Regions from separate parts of the Homo sapiens genome. Here region 1 is linked to region 2. Evidence: chromatin loops called from intact Hi-C (ENCODE). Cell type or tissue: heart left ventricle. All regions are shown on one strand. Links, peaks and the distances in the headings refer to the core of each region. The heading gives the core; the rest is flanking DNA. Region 1 overlaps LOC105373030 (a long non-coding RNA gene). Region 2 holds the start of LOC124905116 (a long non-coding RNA gene).

What was found. Hi-C counts contacts between places; a loop is a spot of excess contacts. Peaks named below come from ENCODE experiments on the same cell type or tissue, not always from the same donor. Only the 100,000 strongest peaks of a DNase experiment are listed, where the experiment ranks them.
Region 1: a loop joins it to region 2, with 3 times the contacts of the local background. A loop is called at or near these places in 17 of 110 quality-filtered maps.

Annotation. Positions count from the first base shown.
Region 1 is chr22:38,408,572-38,419,715 of GRCh38, reverse strand. It overlaps LOC105373030 (a long non-coding RNA gene), which reads left to right. Exons shown (of 5, transcript XR_938254.4): 3 at 1,550-1,700; 4 at 2,734-2,836; 5 at 9,318-9,360. Among named protein-coding and RNA genes, the nearest start is that of TPTEP2-CSNK1E, 15 kb to the right of the region's middle. RefSeq lists an enhancer at 1,661-2,160 and a silencer at 6,660-6,859. In heart left ventricle, for the core only: CTCF peaks have their summits at 4,554 and 6,747 (motif pointing left); DNase peaks (open chromatin) are centred at 4,075, 6,400 and 6,835; H3K4me3 peaks cover 727 bases; H3K27ac peaks cover 2,121 bases.
Region 2 is chr22:38,459,232-38,467,253 of GRCh38, reverse strand. LOC124905116 (a long non-coding RNA gene) reads left to right here and starts at 5,586. Exons shown (of 2, transcript XR_007068096.1): 1 at 5,586-5,767. RefSeq lists enhancers at 1,349-1,850, 3,277-3,776, 5,347-5,847. In heart left ventricle, for the core only: a CTCF peak has its summit at 3,636; DNase peaks (open chromatin) are centred at 1,143, 3,663 and 5,553; H3K4me3 peaks cover 1,402 bases; H3K27ac peaks cover 1,584 bases.

The DNA of each region.
Region 1 (11,144 bases), core at 3,733-8,732, 50 kb after region 2:
TCGCTGGAGCCGTCCACTGCGGTTGCAGGGGCTTTGATAATGGGGCAAGTAAGCCAGAGCCCCTGCTGGGTGGAGGTTGCTTTCCGCTCTCACAGTGCCCACAGTGAGAAGGAGGCCAAGAAGAGACCTTTGGTTGTCCCCAGTTCAGAGGAAGAGAGGGGAGGGTGGGGGAATTAGCGACATCACACAGAGGAACAGCCACAGAGCCCTATCCAGAGCCAGGCTCCTGACCCTCCGCCTGTCACCAGGGTTACCTTCTGGGATGTGGCCCCTTGGGATGAGGGTCTGGAGGCCAGCACCTGCCCCTCTGGCCTCCTGGGGCTCCTGCTAAGCAGGGCAGAGGCTCAGCTCACTGTCCTCCCCTTGCTATCCCTGGAACGTCCCCCAGGCCTGTCTGAGCCCCTCCTGCCTCACCTCCCCCCGGGGCCTCTGTCTACACCTGGTGCAGGGCCTAAGGGTGAGTGCACACAGGCGGGAAGGGTTCAGGGAGAGGCGACAGAGCTGTGAGGATGGAAGGGATATTACACACTGATGTGGGAGGAGGTGACAGGGATAGGTTGTGACAGAGATGGGGAGAGAGAGGAGAAACACAGAAAGAGACACTGAGAGAGTCAGAGACAAAAAATGACAGAGAGACAAGGGCTGAGAGAGGGAGGCCTACTGAGGCCCAGGGGCCAAGAGTGAGCCCGAGGGAGGCAGAAGAGAACGCAAAACAGATCAAGCGGAGCTCCAGCAGAGGAGGCACCGGCTTGTGGGTCCGGAGACACCACACTGAGTCACAGGTGGACAGCAACAGGTGTCGGGGCACAGACGGAGGGGAAGTGACAGCCTCCCACCCACTACAAGGACTGGCATGTCTGTGGGGAAGCAGCTGGGTGCTCAGGGACCCCAGGATGGCAAAACCCTAGGCCCGCATGCAGCCAGGCAGAGAGGAAGGTGGGCATTAGAGAAAAGGAGCTAGGGCCAAAGAAGGGATGGCCCCGGGAGAAGGCCGGGGGCGCTGAGCGGTGCGGGAGCTGCACGGAAAAGCCAGAGGAGGCTAAGGAGATACAGAGACCAAGACAGCCCAGCAACTACAGCAGCGGCTGGAACCCAAATCGGGGAGATGAAGGCCAGGCACGGTGGCTCACACCTGTAATCCCAGCACTTTGGGAGGCCGAGGTGGGTGGATCACCTGAGGTCAGGAGTTTGAAACCAGCCTGGCCAACATGGTGAAACCCCGTCTGTACTAAAAATACAAAAAATTAGCCAGGTGTGGTGGCTATAATTCCAGCTACTTGGGAGGCTAAGGCAGAAGAATTGCTTGAACCTGGGAGGCAGAGGTTGCAGTGAGCCAAGATGGCACCACTGCACTCCAGCCTGGGCAACACAGTGAGACTCCATCTCAAAAAAAAAAAAAAAAAAAAAAAGGAGATGAAGAAAACCCAGAGGCTGGAGGGGACAGAGAAGCCCCGCTGCGTGCGTGTTGGGGGCAAAGGACAGGCCTGTTGCCAATGCCAGTTCCGCTTGGCAGCTGTGTGCCCCAAGCCTCCTATCTTCTTCTCTGCAGATGGGGACCCCGATGTCTGCCCTGTGGGCTGGAGCAGGCGGCGACTCTGTCCTGGCTGTGAGATCTCCTCCACCGCCCCTGACTCCTACCCTGTCAGGCCCACCCCCAGTCTCTTATCACCGCTGGAGGGGAATCTGAGCAATCCCCTACGGTAAGGGTCACAGTGAATGGTGCACTTTCCAGGTGATGGAGCCCCTTACTCTCTGATTTCCCATTTGACACCCCCCATCTGCCCTGTGAGGGGGGTTCTGTGATTCCCCCATTGTACAGATGAGGAGGCTCTGAGGGGTGACACGTCTTGCCCAAGGCTTTCTGGCCTTAAGGTTGAAGACTCTTCAGCCTCTGTACCCTGGCAGAGGTTGGCGGGGAGGCGAGTGAGGCTGAAGGGGGGTGCATGGCATGGGTGGGGCCGTACTGGGGGCTGGGCCAGGTGAGCAGGTGAGGACGACACACTAATGACCTGGGACCTTTTCCTGTAGGCAGTGGGGAGCTCTGGGCAGGCTGGGAGCAGAGGAGTGGGTGACGGAGGTGGCATTCAGGAGCTGCACGTGGCAGCTGAGTGGCCTGGAGCAGGGGCTGGGCAGGGATGGGAAGCCAGCAGGCCCGGGTGGGCAGAGTGGCAGCCTGGACGGGGCCAGCCTTCTCGCAGCCTCTGCCAGTCTCCAGGTGTCTGGGGCTGCTGTGGGACATTGAATGGGGCAGCAGGAATAGGGGGGCCACTTTTGGGGTTCCAAAACCAGTCAGGGAGGACCTGGGAAGCTGCCAGAGGCACCTCAGTGGGCAGGAGAGCGCGAGACAATGGAATGACTGGGAAATGGCAGGTGAGAGGAGGGAGGATATGGGCAATTGAGCATGGGGACGGCAAAGGTGGGGCCGTGGAGAGGATGGGCCAGGCTATTCACAGCCCAGTCACTGCAGGGAAGGACTGGGTGCGGAGGGGGCCGCAAATGGCCTTGCCACCTCCTGGCAGCCAAAGACCAGCTTGGGGTCAGGGGGGTAATGAAATCAGACTTCGACTTTGTGGCATCATGAAGGTGGCGGCAGAAGGGTGGGGCCTGGAGCCCGCAGCCTGGGTGAGGGGCCCAACCATGACCTCCCTCTCGGGTGGTCCTGGGCCCAGGGACTTCCTGGCCCTGGGCTTCAACTATAAAAAAGAGGCCATAACAACAGTCCCTCTCTCACAGGGGTGACAACCTGCAACTACATGGCATCGTGCACGTGGATCCACTGCAGCATGGAGCGGGGTCTGCATCAGGAAAGACACTCCTCCTCTTCCCCCGGCCGCAGGTGGGCCTCACTGAGAGACCTGGAGAATGGGTTTGCTGGGGAAGGCAGGCTTCGAAAGCCCCGGGTCATTGCAGCTGCCTCCCAGCCCAGCTCTCTGCCAGCCTCCCCGTGGGACATGTTATAAACATCAGAGTTGGATGGGCCTTGGCCAGGCACGGTGGCTCACTCACGCCTGTAATCCCAGCACTTTGGGCCACCGAGGCGGGTGAATCACCTTAGGTCAGGAGTTTGAGACCAGCCTGGCCAACATGGTGAAATCCTGTCTCTACTAAAAATACAAAAATTAGCTGGGCATGGTGGTGGGCGCCTGTAATCCCAGCTACTTGGGAGGCTGAGGCAAGAGAATCGCTTGAGCCTGGGAGGCAGAGGTTGCAGTGAGCCAAGATCGCGCTACTGCACTCCAGCCTGGGTGACAGAGCGAGCGGCCCCATCTCAAAAAAAAAAAAAAAAAGAAAAGTTGGATGGGTCTTTTGGGACTGTGGCCCGATCTCCTGGAAGTACGGATGGGGACACTGAGGCCCAGACAGGAAAGGGGTTTGCCTGCGTTTGGGCAGTAACTCAGACGCTCACCTGAGGCTGGAGCTTCCCAGGCCTGCCTTCTTGGCTTCAGGCCTGTCTGTGAGAAGGGGCGAGGCTGCAGCCTCCTGTGGGGCGGGACACAGGGCCTCACTGAGCCATCGCGCGTGCAGAGGGCCAGGCACCCGGCAGGTGGTCAGGAAACAGCTGCTCCTTCTGCCTGTGGAGGTCCCGCTCACGCCCACTGCTGGGGTTGGGATTACATCTCAGGCGTCATCCAGACCTGGCCAAATCCTGGCTCTGCCCCTTGCTACTGATTGACCTTGGAGAGGTGACTTGGCCTCTCTGAGCCTCATCTGTAACATGGGGAAGCCCCAGCTCCCACCTCACACCGCTGCCCTGAGGACGGAGGGAGATGATGTCTGTGGGCCAGGCCCCCAGCCCCTCAGCCCCTCAGCAGCCACGGTCCTCTCCCACTCCTTGGCCCGCACCCTCTGCCTCAGGCCGCACCCATAAGGCCCACCCCCTGCCACTCCGGCATAGGGGAGGGCCTGCCCTGGTAGAGGCTGAAGCAACTTCTCACTTCTGGCAGGGAAGTGACTCCAGTTCGCCTCAGGCCCCCAAAATAGAGTCCTATTTTAGCTTCCAGCTCCTCCATGGGGAGGCCCAGAGTGCAGCGGGAGGTGTTCACTGCTGAAACCTGTACCAGCCACTGTCACCCGCCCTCCCGCGCCCTGCCCTGCTCTGCCAGGCACTGCCAAGTGGTGTGCTTGGGCCTCTCCTGCCTCCTGGTAACGTCCCTGTCACCCAAAACCCTCCACCAAACCCCTGGGCTGCCTGTTCCTCCTGGTTGGGTTCCAATTCCAATTCCAATCCAGGGTCTTCATTCCCCCCGACCCATAGGCCCCAAGACCATCGTGCATATCAGAATCTCAGCATTCCCGTTCGCATTATTCAAATTAGGTCACCCGGACCCACGGACCAGTCTGTCCTTCCACAGCCCCATTCCAGGGAAAGCAGAAGTTCTCCCAGGGGCAGGAGGGAGACAGGGCTGCTGAATTAGAACTTGAGCCATAAAATATATTCGTCCAACCCCACAGAACCTTCCCCCCGAGCTACCTATGCCTTCCCGCTCCAGAGGCCTCGCACCTGCAGTGCCCCCAGCCCAGAGCGCCCTTTGTTGTCTCCAGCTGGGACTGGATTGCAGATTGCCTGCGTCCAGTCATGCTCTTACCCCCTCTAGGGACACTAAGGAAGGACGTCCAAGCAGAGGGACAGCATATACAAAGTCCCCTTATAAAAGAGGGGGCTGGGCCGGGCATGGTGGCTTACACCTGTAATCCCATAGCACTTTGGGAGGCTAAGGCAAGCGGATCACCTAAGGTCAGGTGTTTGAGACCAGCCTGGCCTCAAACACTGTCTCTACTAAAAATACAAAACTTAGCTGGGCGTGGTGGCGGGCACCTGTAATCCCAGCTACTCAGAAGGCTGAGGCACAAGAATCACTTGAATCCAAGAGGCAGAGGTTGCAGTGAGCTGAGATTACTCCATTGCACTCCAGCCTGGGCGACAGAATGAGACACCATCTCAAAATAAATAAATTAAATTAAAAAGGGGGCTGCCATCATCGGGCAGGGTGTTTCTGGCTTCCAGAGGAGCTAGGGGGCTTTCAGCCCTTTGCCACATTTTACAGATAAAAAACAAAGGCAGGCCGGGCATGGTGGTTCAGGTTTGTAATCCCAGCACTTTGGGAGGCAGATCACAAGGTCAGGAGATCGAGACCATCCTGTCTAACATGGTGAAACGTTGTCTCTACTAAAAATACAAAAAATTAGCCGGGCGTGGTGGCGGGTGCCTATAGTCCCAGCTACTCGGGAGGTTGAGGCAGGAGAATGGTGTGAACCTGGGAGGCAGAGCCTGCAGTGAGCTGAGATCGCGCCACTGCACTCCAGCCTGGGAGACAGAGCGAGACTCCATCTCAAAAAATAAAAAAGAGAGTGGAGCCAAGCCTTTCTTTCTGGAGGAGGCAAGGGGTTGCGAGGGACCCTCCAATGATCAGACTCTAGATTTGGTGAGTCAATGTGGGGACGGGGTGCAGATGGACGGGAGGGTGGGAGGCAGACTGTGGGCACAGAACTGGGGTTGCGGGCAGGTGGAAAGCTGGAGGTGCTTTGGCTGCATTCCAGAGCACAAGACCATAGTCAGCAGCTCCTCCATTAAAGGGGAAGCCAAGTGGGGCGCAGTGGTGCACACCTGTAGTCCCAGCTACTCAGGAGGCTGAGGTGGAAGGATGGCTTGAGCCAGGAGTTCGAGTCTGATTGCCCCGTGAATAGCCACTGCCCACCAACCTGGACAACATAGTGAGACCCTGTCTCTCTAGAAAAATACAAAATAGAAGGTGAAGACAAGACTCAAGCAAATCTCCCAAGGCCTCCGGGCTCCAGGCTCCCAGCCCCTAGGCCTCCAGGCAGGTTTCCCAACTGCTCTAGGTGCCAGAGTCCCAACATCCAGCCACACTGGCCAGGCTTGAGTCCCATGCCTGTCTTGAAACCACTATTACGGCCAGAGGACCACTCTCACTGGCTAGGCCTGAGCTGTGGGCATGGAGAGGCTTCTGATCTTAATGGGGAGACTGGGGGTCCTGGCTGTGGGCCCTGGCAGCCTTTGGGGAGGGGAGGGAAGGCCAGAGGGTCTGAGAGCCCAGGAGGGGAGGGAGGAAAAAGCCATGGGTGGGGGTGTGTGCAGGAGAAGGTTCATCCGAACCCGTCTAAGCCAAGGTCTGGTCACAAGGCAGCACAGAACCCTGGAATCAGGGTCCCGCTCTGCTGGGCCAGGTAAGGCCACACCAGACCTTGGAGGCCCAGCTACCCCATCTGTCAGATGGGGGCAACAGTCATACCAACCTCACCGGCTGTTAAGAGAGTATAAAGAAGAGTAGGCATTTAGCTCAGCATCGGCAGCTGTTATTTTTATCCTCATCTCTCAAAGTTCGCCTCTCAATCCCAGGCACGCACTGACTCTGGCTCGGCACCAGACAGTTGGCAACGCCCCTTTGCAGCCGGCATCTGCAGGGAGGCACAGGTGTCCCCGTCTACAGGTGGGAGACCAGGCCGAGCAGCCCGAGGTCCCTCAGAGGTCAGAATCAGGACCTCACCCAGAGCCCCCGACTCCAAACCCGGATCCTCCCATGGCCGCAGTGTTGGCCGACTTGAATTAGGGGGGGTTGGTTGGGGGGATGGGCTTCTTCGCCTGTTTTCCCTCCTGTCACAGAAGGACCAGAGTGACCTCATTCTCCCCTCCCCCGGGAAGTGCACCCCAGACAGGGGCTGTTACTAATTATTCTCACTCCTCCGCGGGCCCCTGCGGGCCCCGGGGTCCCTGCTCCACAGCGCCGCCCGGTGGCCGCCTCCGGAGCTGCCGGCTGCTGCAGGCGGACTGGCGTGGCCCCAGCGGAGCCCCCGCACCCGGAGCCCGTCTGGTTCCCCCGGCTTCAGTTCTTGCCCCCACACCCGCCCGCAGGCTTCACTCCTTCCTGCCGCGAGCACCCGGGGGCGCCTGACTCCCCGCACGCGTGTCCCCACGCGCACCACTGCTGCTGCCAGCAGGAGTCACCACGCCCATTTCTCAGGTGTACAGGTCAAGGCTCTGGAGGCGAAGGGACTCCCAAGGTCACGTGGCCAGGACGGGGCGGAAGGACCTTGGGGCAGACAGCCAGGAGTGGGAGGCAGAATTGGAGTCCGGGTATGACTTTGTTCCCTCATTTTGTTTGGAGCACCGGAGTCTGCAAAGTGAGTTTCACAGACACGATCCAGCCCTGCGCTGCTCCCAGCGTGGCCCCCGGGCTACCCGGATCAGCCTCCGGGCTGCGCTGTCCAACACAGTAGCCCCGAGTCACACTGCGCACTTGAAATGTGGCTGGTGTAACTGAGGTGTGCTGTGAATGTAAGATACACACCGGATTTCAAAGACTTTGTAGTAAGAAAGATTGCAGGCCGGGCGTGGTGGCTCACGCCTGTAATCTCAGCACTTTGGGAGGCTGAGGTGGGCGGATCACCTGAGGTCAGGAGTTCGAGACCAGCCTGACCAACATAGTGAAACCCCGTCTCTACTAAAATACAAAAATTAGCCGGGCGCAGTGGCGGGCGCCTGTAATCTCAGCTACTTGGGAGCCTGAGGCAGGAGAATCGCTTGAACCCGGGAGGCGGAGGTTGCAGTGACCCAAGATCGCGCCATTGCACTCCAGCCTGGCAACAGAGCGAGACTGCCTCAAAAAAAAAAAAAAAAAAAGAGAAAGAAAGAAAGATTGCAAACTATCTTTAAATTATCGTTTTTTGTTTTTTGTTTTTTGTTTTAGATGAAGTCTCTCTGTAGCCCAGGCTGGAGTGCAGTGGCGCGATCTCTGCTCACTGCAACCTCGGCCTCCCAGGTTCAAGCCATTCTCCTCCCTCAGCCTCCTGAGTAGCTGGGATTACAGGCACCCACCACCACGCCTGGCTAATTTTTTGTATTTTTAGTAGAGACGAGTTTCACCATGTTGGCCAGGCTAGTCTCCAACTCCTGGCCTCAAGCGATCCTCCTGCCTTGACCTCCCGAAGTGCTGGGATTACAGGCATGAGCCTCCGTGTCTAGCCTTCTTTTTACTTTTTTTTTTTTTTTTTTTTTGAGACGGAGTTTCTCTCTTATTGCCCAGGCTGGAGTGCAATAGCGCTCACTGCAACTTCTGCCTCCCGGGTTCAAGTGATTCTCCTGCTTCAGCCTCCCGAGTAGCTGGGATTACAGGCATGCACCACCACGTCCAGCTAATTTTTGTATTTTTAGTAGAGACAGGGTTTCTCCATGTTGGTCAGGCTGGTCTCGAACTCCCGACCTCAGGTGATCTGCCTGCCTCAGCCTCCCAAAGTGCTGGGATTACAGGCGTGAGCCGAGCCACCATGCCCGGCCTTCTTTTTACTTTTTAATGTAATTGCTGGAAAATTTAAATTGATGTGATGTGGATCATTTTGTGGCTTACATATTGTAGGACAGGGCTAGACTCAATTGGCAAAAGGTGCCCACTCCTGGTCCCCACCTCACACCCCTGACATCCTGTGTGAGATGGGTCCTGGGACCTGCATTTTAATAAGCTCTCTTCAGGATTCTGCAAACTACCAAATCTCAGATTGAAGCTCCAGGAATATGTCGGGCCTGTTCACCGTTATATTTCTCAGGATCTGGCATGGGGCCCAGCACATAGTGGGGTGCTCATTAAATATTTGTCAAGTAAATTGCCTCATCTATACTCATAGTAGGTAAGTAGGGGAGAGAAGACTTTTTTTTTTTTTTTTGAGACTGGGTCTCACTCTGTCACCCAGACCAGAGTGCAGTTGTCCAATCACGGCTCACTGCAGCCTCAACCTCCCTGGGCTCAGATGATCCTCCCACCTCAGCCTCCAGAGTAGCTGGGACTGCAGGCACACACCACCACACACAGTTAATTTTTGTATTTTTTTGTAGAGACAGAGTCTTGCTATGTTGCCCAGGCTGGTCTCAAACTCCCAAGGCTCAAGCAATCCACCTGTCTCGGCCTCCCAAAGTGCTGGGATTACAGACTTGAGCCACCGTGCTTGGCCGAGAAGACATTTTAAAAAATAATAACTGGTCCCTCTCCCTCCCCCTCCCCTTCTCCCCGGTCTCCCTCTGATGCCACCAAAGTTGTGAAAGCCGAGGCTGGACTGTACTGCCGCCATCTCGGCTCACTGCAACCTCCCTGCCTGATTCTCCTGCCTCAGCCTGCAGAGTGCCTGGGATTGCAGGCACGCGCTGCCACACCTGACTGGTTTTTGCATTTTTTGGTGGAGACGGGGTTTCACCGCGTTGGCCGGGCTGGTCTCCAGCTCCTGACCGCGAGTGATCTGCCTGCCTCGGCCTCCCGAGGTGCCGGGATTGCAGACGGAGTCTCGCTCACTCAGTGCTCAATGTTGCCCAGGCTGGAGTGCAGTGGCGTGATCTCGGCTCGCTACAACCTCCACCTCCCAGCCGCCTGCCTTGGCCTCCCAAAGTGCCGAGATTGCAGCCTCTGCCCGGCCGCCACCCCGTCTGGGAAGTGAGGAGCGTCTCTGCCTGGCCGCCCATTGTGTGGGATGTGAGGAGCTCCTCTGCCCCGCTGCCCCGTCTGGGATGTGAGGAGCGCCTCTGCCCGGCCGCGACCCCGTCTGGGAACTGAGGAGTGTCTCTGCCCGACTGCCACCCCATCTGGGAGGTGAGGAGCGTCTCTGCCCGGCAGCCGCCCCGTCCGGGAGGGAGGTGGGGGGTCAGCCCCCGTCCGGCCAGCCGCCCCGTCCGGGAGGGAGGTGGGGGGCGCCTCCGCCCGGCCACTGCCCCGTTTGGGAGGTGAGGGGCGCCTCTGCCCGGCCGCCCCGTCTGGGAAGTGAGGAGCCCCTCTGCCCGGCCGCCACCGCGTCTGGGAGGTGTACCCAACAGCTCATTGAGAACGGGCCATGATGACGATGGCGGTTTTGTCGAATAGAAAAGGGGGAAATGTGGGGAAAAGAAAGAGAGATCAGATTGTTACTGTGTCTGTGTAGAAAGAAGTAGACATGGGAGACTCCATTTTGTTCTGTACTAAGAAAAATTCTTCTGCCTTGGGATGCTGTTGATCTATAACCTTACCCCCAACCCCGTGCTCTCTGAAACATGTGCTGTGTCCACTCAGGGTTAAATGGATTAAGGGCGGTGCACGATGTGCTTTGTTAAACAGATGCTTGAAGGCAGCATGCTCGTTAAGAGTCATCACCACTCCCTAATCTCAAGTACCCAGGGACACAAACACTGCGGAAGGCCAAAGGGTCCTCTGTCTAGGAAAACCAGAGACCCTTGTTCACATGTTTATCTGCTGACCTTCCCTCCACTATTGTCCTATGACCCTGCCAAATCCCCCTCTGCGAGAAACACCCAAGAATGATCAATAAATACTGAAAAAAGAAATAATAATAATAATAATAATAACTGTAGGCCAGGTGCAGTGGCTCAGGCCTGTAATCCCAGTACTTTAGGTTGAGGAGGAGGACTGCTTGAGCTCCAGAGTTTGAGAGCTATATATACACAAGGAAATTAACATATAGTATAATAATAAAATAAAATATATTTTATATACTTATTTTTAAAATCATTAAAATTTTTTATTTTAAAAATTAACATAAAAATTGTAGTTATTGTACACAACATGTTGTTTTGAATTATGTATGCACTGTGGAATGGCTAAATCAAGCTAAGTAATGTAGGTGTCACCACATACTTATTGTTTTATGGTGAGAACACTTAAAATGTACTCTCAGCAATTTTCAAGAATACAATACATTGTTATTAACTGTGGTCACCATGTACAATGGATCTCTTGTACTTATTCCTCCCATCTAACTGAAATTTTGTATCCTTTGACCAACATCTCCCAACACCCCCACTCCCTCTGCCAGCCTCAGCACAACCACCGTTCTCCTCTCTGCTTCTGTGAGTCCAACTTTTTTTTTTGAGACGGAGTTTCGCTCTTGTTACCCAGGCTGGAGTGCAATGGCGCCATCTCGGCTCACTGCAACCTCTGCCTCCCGGGTTCAAGTGATTCTCCCGCCTCAGCCTCCTGAGTAGCTGGGATTACAGGCGTGCACCACCACACCCAGCTAATTTTTTGTATTTTTGGTAGAGACAGGGTTTCTCCATGTTGGTCAGGCTGGTCTCAAACTCCTGACCTCAGGTGATCTGCCTGCCTCGGCCTCCCAAAGTGCTGGGATTACAGGTGAGAGCCACTGTGCCCGGCTGA
Region 2 (8,022 bases), core at 1,124-6,123:
CCACCCCCTCTGGATATAAGTCTCTGCGTCTGAAAGAGTGGACCAGGTGAGCTGAGGGCCCTTAGCCTCCCCTCCTTGACCTGAATAAGCCCTCCTCCCATTCAGCGCCCTCATCTCTCTCTAAATAACGGACCTCCTCCCACTCCCACCTCCTGCCACAGATAACCAGAGAGGCTTTTCCATGACAAATGTATTTAAACAGAGATGGGGTCTCACTGTGTTGCCCAGGCTAGTCTCGAACTCTTGTGCTCAGGCCATCTGCCTGCCTCAGCCTTCCAAATGCTGGGATTACAGGCATAAGCCACTATGGCCAGCCTCTTTTCTGTGATAAAAATCTGTCACTTCAGTGGTCAAGACCCTTCTATGGCTCCCTATGCCCCCTACTTTCCCTACTTTTCCTCCCAGGGAAAGGCAGTCCTTTTTTTTTTGAGACAGAGTCTCGCTCTGTGGCCCAGGCTGGGGTGCAGTGGCACAATCTCTGCTCACTGCAATCTCTGCCTCCCTGGTTCAGGCGATTCTCATGCCTCAGCCTCCCAAGTAGCTGGGATTACAGGCGCCCGCCACCACGCCAGGCTAATTTTTGTATTCTTAGTAGAGATGGGGTTTCACCATGTTGGCCAGGCTGGTCTCGAACTCCTGACCTCAGATGATTTGCCTGCCTCAGCCTCCCAAAGTGCGGGGATTACAGGCGTGAACCACCGCGCCCAGCCAAGGCAGTCCTTTGAGACCCCAAACGCAGTCCAAAGACCAGCAGCATTGCTACCGCTTGTTGGGAATGCAGAATCTCAGCCCCTCCCCAGGCATTCCCGGGTGAATCAGACTCCGATGTGCACACGAATCCCCTGGGGATCGTGTTTAACTGTAAAGTTCCAAAGGCACTCATCTAAACAGCACTGTGAGGAAGCAGTGGCCTCATTCTCATTTCACACATGGGGAAAGCGAGGCAGGGAGGCTAAATAACTTGCTTGAGGTCACACAGACACCAAGCAGTCCTGTAGCCCAGATTCCAACACACGGTCTACCATGAAATCATTCCCTTACACTGTGGGTTGCCATGGCAGGTGATGAGCACCCTGTCGCGAGAGGTGGGTGAGCGGCCGGTGGACGCTCATTTGTCAGAGACTCAGCAGCAGGCCCTCCTGCCCTGGCAGGGAGGTGGTGACCCCAATAGCCGTCAAGTACTGAGCATCTGGGTGCCAGGCATGGGTCAGGCCTGTTACTCAGGTTCTTTCCATCAACAGGCACGTGGTTCAGCGGCCTTCAGAGCCTCGCTTTGCAGGGGATGAACCTCGAGGTCCAGGGAGGTGAGGTGCCTAGACCAGGTCCCTCTGGGAGGAGGAGCCAGGCGCTCATCCCTGAGCTGCGGCAGGTTCCGAATGGCCCTTCTGTTCCCCGCTCCCCTCCAACCCTGCCCAGATGCCTCCTCCTCAGCCGGTGCCCAGAGAAGGCGGAGGCTATTTAAATCCCTCAGGTGTGGCTGCGGTTGTCTCTGCCCAACCAGCTGGCATTTCCTTCTCAGCGCCCACCTCCTCCCCAAGCCAGAGAAAAGCACGTGCAAGTGCCATTTGGTGAAAACATCTGTCCTCCTGGGAAGCAGCCCCCACTGTGTGTGTTGGGGGGGACGTGGGGCTGGAATGAGGCTGGATCCTCCCCTTCCCTTTATTTCCTCAAGACCACAGGGAAACTGGCCAAGGCCAGGGAGAGTCTGAGGAGGGACCGTGGTGCTGGAGGGGAAGGAACCCAAGCTGAATGGCTCCAGGGGCTAGACCTTGTCCCAGGCCTGCCACTGTGGCCTTGAGCCTGCCACGTCCCCTCTCTGGGCCTCAGCTTTCTCATCTGATAAATGGGAAAAATAAAGACAGATGTAGGCCAGTCACGGTGGTTCACACCTGTAATCCCAGCACTTTGGGAGGCAGAGGCAGGGGGATCACTTGAGGCCAGGAGTACAAGACCAGTCAAGGCAACACAGCAAGACTTGTCTCTACAAAAAATTAAGAAAACAGAAAATAAAAAAAAGATTAGCCGGGCATGGTGACAAACCTGTGGCTCCAGCTACTTGAGACGCTGAAGCAGGAGGATCGCTTGAGCCCAGGAGTTGAACGCGGCAGTGAGCTATGATTACATCACTGTATTCCAAACTAAGTGACAGAGTGAGACCTTGTCTCAAAAAGAAAAAACTAAAAAGAGGCCAGGCGCAGTGGCTCATGCCTGTAACCTCAGCACTTTGGGAGGCCAGGTGGGCAAATCTCTTGAGCCCAGGAGTTTGAGACAAACCTGGGCGACCTGGTGAAACTCTATTGCTACAAAAAAAAAAAAAAAAAAAAGACAAAAATTATGGCCAGGCACAGTGGCTCACGCCTGTAATCTCAGCACTTTGGGAGGCTGAGGTGGGCGGATCACCTGAGGTCAGGAGTTCGAGACCAGCCTGACCAATATGGTGAAACCCCGTCTCTACTAAAAATACAAAGATTAGCCGGATTAGTGGCGAGCGCCTGTAATCCAAGCTACTTGGGAGGCTGAGGCAGGAGAATCGCTTGAACCCAGGAGGCAGAGGTTGCAGTGAGCCAACACCAGGCCACTGCACTCCAGCCTGGGTGACAGAGTGAGACTCCGTCTCAAAAAAAAAAAAAAAAAAAACACACACACAAATTAGCCAGGCGTGGTAGCACGTGCCTATAGTTACAGCTTCTTGAGAGGCTGAGTTGGGAGGATCACCTGAGCCTGGGAGGTCAAGGTTGCAGTGAACTGAGATTGCGCTACTCTACTTGAAACTGGGCGTGGGTGACAGTGAGACCCTGTCTCAAAAAGAAATGAAGTATTGCAGGTGCTTAGCCATTGCTCTTTGCATCCAGTTTTCCTGATGTCCCTATGAAATGGATACTATGTCCTTATTTTACAGATGAGGAAATCGGGGCTCAAATTTGTCTCTTGCTCCCCAAGGTCAGTCACATGGCTCTCCTCTCCCCAAAGTCCTAAGGCTCTGTCCACAGTAATTAGCCCCACCTCTTTTGTGCCCACTAGGCTCCCAGGTGGAGACTTTCAAAGCTCCCCATGGAGAAAAGGGGAAACCCTTTACTCACGGAAAACATTTGGCTCTAGCCCCTGCCAGCACTCTGGCCACCTGCATGGTCATTCACGATCTGTCCCTGCTGCTGGGTGGATTCCAGCAAGTCCCTCACGTCTCTGAGCCTCAATTTCCCAACACTCAAAAATGTGCCTGCTGCAGGGGAAAGCAAAGAGGGAAATTTCCTTTAGCTCAAAGGGCAAGGACTGTTTTCTTCTCACTTAACAAAGCAAATTCTACGTTCAAAGTCAGATTTATGGAAGAGAGAATGGGGGACTTGCTCAATTATTTTTTAAAAATAGGTATATATAATCTCTCTCGCTCGCTCTCTTTTTCTGGTCCTAGCCCTTTCTTATATTTCACCACTGTTTGGAATATCCTGCAAACTGCCTCCAATTCTGTGTGGAAGGAAATAGGGGTGTAAAGTGAAAATCACTCCACTTAATTGGCTGTCTCTCACCGGGCAGGGGCCTGGAAGGAAAGCTATGTCCCGGGCTTCCGGGGCTCCCTAGAGCTTCCTCTAGGCCGCCAAGTCTTCCTCTGGCCTAGGCGAGTGGACGCTCCCCCGTGGAAGGAATGACCTCTTCCCAGGCAGCCCCTGAGGTCCCGCCCGCCCGGAGGCGCGGACGAGTCCATTTCCTAACCGAGTGCGGGGTGGGCCCAGCCTTCCTCTCCCTGCGGTTCCACCCCAGGTGTTCGGGAAGCTCTTTCCCCAGCTCAATATATTTTGAGTGACAGGAGGCAGGGGCAGCGGGCCGCATTTTACTGACACACCAAGGTTATAAACACCAAGGTTCAAAACCTCTCTTCCCGTTTTAGTTACAAACACATTTACTGAAGACCAGCTGGGCACCAGGCGCCTTGAGGGTTGAACTTAGGTGCAGCCTCCAGGGGCCTTTCTGGTGCTGTGGGAGGTGGGTGCCTGTGCACGGACTGGACCGCACAGAGGAAAAATGGCAATCACTGTCTGTTGGAGGGAGTCCCTGGGAGGACTGCTCTTAAAGAAGGCTTTAGGGCAAATGATGCTCTAGTGGGCTTTGGAGGGTGTGTAGGAGCTTGCCTCGGAGACAAAACCTTGGGGAAGAGAAGAGAGTCCCCAGTAGAAGGTACTAATTGCACAAAGGCGAGGAGATAAGACGTGGCCTGCCCCCCCGCCCCTCAGTGCCTTTTACTTGTACCATTCATTATTATTTATTATTATTATTATTTTCAGACGGAGTCTCACTCTCTCACCCAGGCTGGAGTGCAGTGGTGCGATCTCAGTTTACTGCAACCTCCACCTCCCGGGTTCAAGCGATTCTCCTGCCTCAGCCTCCGGAGTAGCTGGGATTACAGGCGCCTGCCACCACGCCCGGCTAATTTTTGGATTTTTAGTAGAGACAGGGTTTCACCATGTTGGTCAGGCGGGTCTCTTAAGTCCTTACATCAGGTGATCCACCTGCCTCGGCCTCCCAAAGTGCTGGGATTACAGGCGTGAGCCACCGCGCCCGGCCTGTAGAGGCCAAGGAAGGGAAGAAGGAAAAGATGAGCATTAAGGTTAGACAGATGAGTTAGGCCCTCAAACTCCACCACCTAAGAGCTATCTGAATTTAGACTAGCTAATCTCTCCAAGTTATAGTGTTCACATCATTAACCTGGGTATAAACCAAGTACCGACCTCATACAATAGTTATCCGGGTTAAAGTTAGCTAAATATCTAAAGCGATTTGCAAGATATAAACCACGCAATGCACGTCACCTCAGCTCCTTGCTTCCCTTCACAGGCAACTGAGGCCCAAAGAGGGTCTGCCAGAGCAGAGAGGGGCAAAAACAGACAACTCCAGGGTTTCAGATGGTGACCTCTCCCTCACTGGTTTATTCCTGAAGATGTGAGACTTCTAGGGCCTGGAAGTCTTCTGTGTCTTGATCATGGTGGTGGTAACACGAGTTTTATGAGTATGTCTGAAAAATTAATCGAGCTGTACCTTTTTTTTTCTTTTTAAGAGACAGGGTCTCGCCTTGTTGCTCAGGCTGGAGGAGGAGTGCAGTGACAGGAATGATAGCTCACTGCAGCCTCGAACTCCTGGGCTCAAGCCATTCTCCCGGCTCGGCCTCCCGAGTAGCTGGGACTACAGGTGCACGCCATTACACTGTTATTTTTTTCTAAAAGACAGGGTCTCGCTATGTTGCCCAGGCTGGTCTCGAACTCCTGGGCTCAAGTGAGCCTCCCGCCTCGGCCTCCCAAAGTGCTGGATTACAGGCGTGCGCCACCGCGCCCCGCAGAGCTGTACTTTTAAGATGTTCGCTGTACTATTTGTAAGTTACACCTCAATTAAAAAGAAAAGCATAATAACCCGGGCCGCGACGCCCCCACCCCTCGCCGCTGGCGACAGGTGTCTCTCGGTGACCAAAACGCGGCTCTCAGCGCGCGGAGTCGTGCGCCTCGCGGAGGCCCTGGCGAGGTTCCTACGGCAACCGCAAGCCGCTCGCAGCGTCTCCAGAGTGACGAGGCGCGAACGAAGACCCGGAGCCCGGATTCAGGAGTCACAGAGCGAGGCTGGAGAGAGACCGCGGCTGGCCAAACGAGGAGGGGAGAGGCTGGGCCACCCTTCGTCCTTGCGCTGGCATTCCGAGGACTTCCGGCAAACACCACTCCCCAGCCCTGACGGTGGCCACAAGCCGCTGCTTGAAAACACCCCTGGGGATTCATTCTCAGCTTTCCAGGTGGGAAGATGGAGGGCCTGGCTGCCCCCCCAGTAACTCGGGGCTCATCAGGGGCAGAGCTAGGCCCTGCACCCGGTGGCCTCCTTCCAAGTTCGTGCAGTGCAGCCAAGTGCCAGGCACTGGGGCTGGGTGCTGGCACCCCCTTGGGTTATGGGTCCAGCTCTGCTAGTAACTTACTGTGTGGTCGTGGAGTTCTCTCTCCTCTCTGAGACTCAGACATGGGGACACCTCCACCAGTATCTCAGAGTAGCTGTTACCAAGCGTGTGAAATAATGGAGTGTGAAAGCGGCTCACCAACTGGAACGTGCCTTGCGCATGCCACAGACCATCACAGTTGCCACCCAATTGCCATCTTGTCCTCTTTATCGCCCCAGCCCCTGGGGCTCAGAAATCTCTGTGCCCAGAAGTTTCAAGTCTGCGGGTGAGAGTCTACTCCACTTTCCCCTTCGAGAAGTGGGTCCAGGGCAGCTCTCCTGAGCACCAGTCATCATCTAGTCCCCAGACTTAAAGGGGTTCAGAGAGACACAACCCTTCATCCACCTGCCTGCCACCTCCTCCTTACCCTCTGCCCTGTGGTTGTAGAAGTTCCCCACTAAGTAAGGATTTCTGGAAACCCTAAGACACAGCACCCCAGACAGAGTCTACTGGGTAACACAACTGATTGCCCTTTAGATGCCACAGGCTGGGCATGTGTTTGGACAGTTGTGTGTATCTGTGAATATGTGTGTCCATGTGCTGTGAGGGTATATGTACACTGGTGTGTGTGTGTGTCCGTGTGCCTGGCATGCATATATTGGTGTACGTGTGTATTTGGGATGGGTGTGTGAATATGTGGATATAAAAGCATGTCTTTGCGGCTCCATGGTGTGTGTGTGCAGGTGGATGTTGTGTAGTTGTGGCAGACGTTTACCCGTGCATCTGATGCAGCTTTGCTGATGTGTGTGTACCCCTCGGTGGGCATGCGTGGGACTGTATTTGTGGTGTGTACAGTGGATGTGGAGAACTGTGATAACCTGTAATTGTGTATGTGTGGGAGTGTGCTGGGGGGTCTTGGGTGCGGGGGTTCTGCTCCCCCCTCTCCTATCACCTGAGTGACCTTCTTCCCTAGCTGAGGACTGTGACTGAGATCACAGGCATGCATGGGACAGCTCCTGCCCTTCCACAGACCTGTGGCTGCCCAGGTCTTGGGCCAGGGTGGGCACCAGGGGCCAGGGTGGGTGGGTGAGCCTAGGGCGAACACTCATGTGCCACCCCCTCCCTGCCTGGTCTCCTCCCCTCCCCACAGCAGGAGCAGCAGCGGGAAAGGTTGGCGGAGGGGGGCTATTTTGGGAGCGTCTCCTTAGCAACAGCTGCCACGGCCGTCTGTGGCGGTTTTTCTATAGGTGCTAAAATATTCCACCCTGGTGACTACTGAGTGCTGGGGGGTGGGCGAGGGTGGAGGTGGAGGGCAGGAGAGACCCCTACAGTCCTCTGTCCCCAGGGCACAGCCTGCTGGGATGGGTTCTGGGCCTCTGGCCCCCCAGTGTCCCTTTAATCACCTCTGGACCTCACCCCCTGGAAGCTCCTGGGACTTTAGAGCTCCGAGGCAGGCCAGCTGTGTCCTGATCTGATTTCTAATCTAAGTATCTGGGCTACCTCAGTTTGCCTCATCTGCAGAATGGGCTGGCTGGACCTTTTTTTTTTTTTTTTTTTTTTTTTTTGAGATGGAGTCTTGCTCTGTAGCCCAGGCTGGAGTGCAGTGGCGCGATCTCAGCTCACTGCAACCTCTGCCTCCCGGGTTCAAGTGATTCTCCTGCCTTCGCCTCCCGAGTAGCTTGGATTACAGATGCGCACCACAGTGCCTGGCTAATTTTTGTATTTTTAGTAGAGTCGAGGTTTCACCATGTTAGCCAGGCTGGCCTCAAACACCTGACCTCAAGTGATCTGCCCGCCTCGGCCTCACAAAGTGCTGGGATTACAGGCGTGAGCCACCGCGCCCGGCCCTGGCTGAACTTTAAGACACTCTCTAGGACAAAAACCTCTGGCCTCTGTGACTCTAGCATTTTGAAGTGGCCTTTTCCGTCTCCTCCCCAGCTGTCCACCTGCCTGGCCCAAGTTGCCCTCCCTTCCACTCCTCTCAGCCCTCTACACAGGCTCTCAGGGCCCCTGTAGGACCCAGGAGGTGTGAGCAGGACCCCACAGTAAATCGGTTAGTGAGTGCTCTGCTAGCCTGGAATGACCTTTCCCCAGAAAGTGGAAGTTGAGCCTGGTTCAAA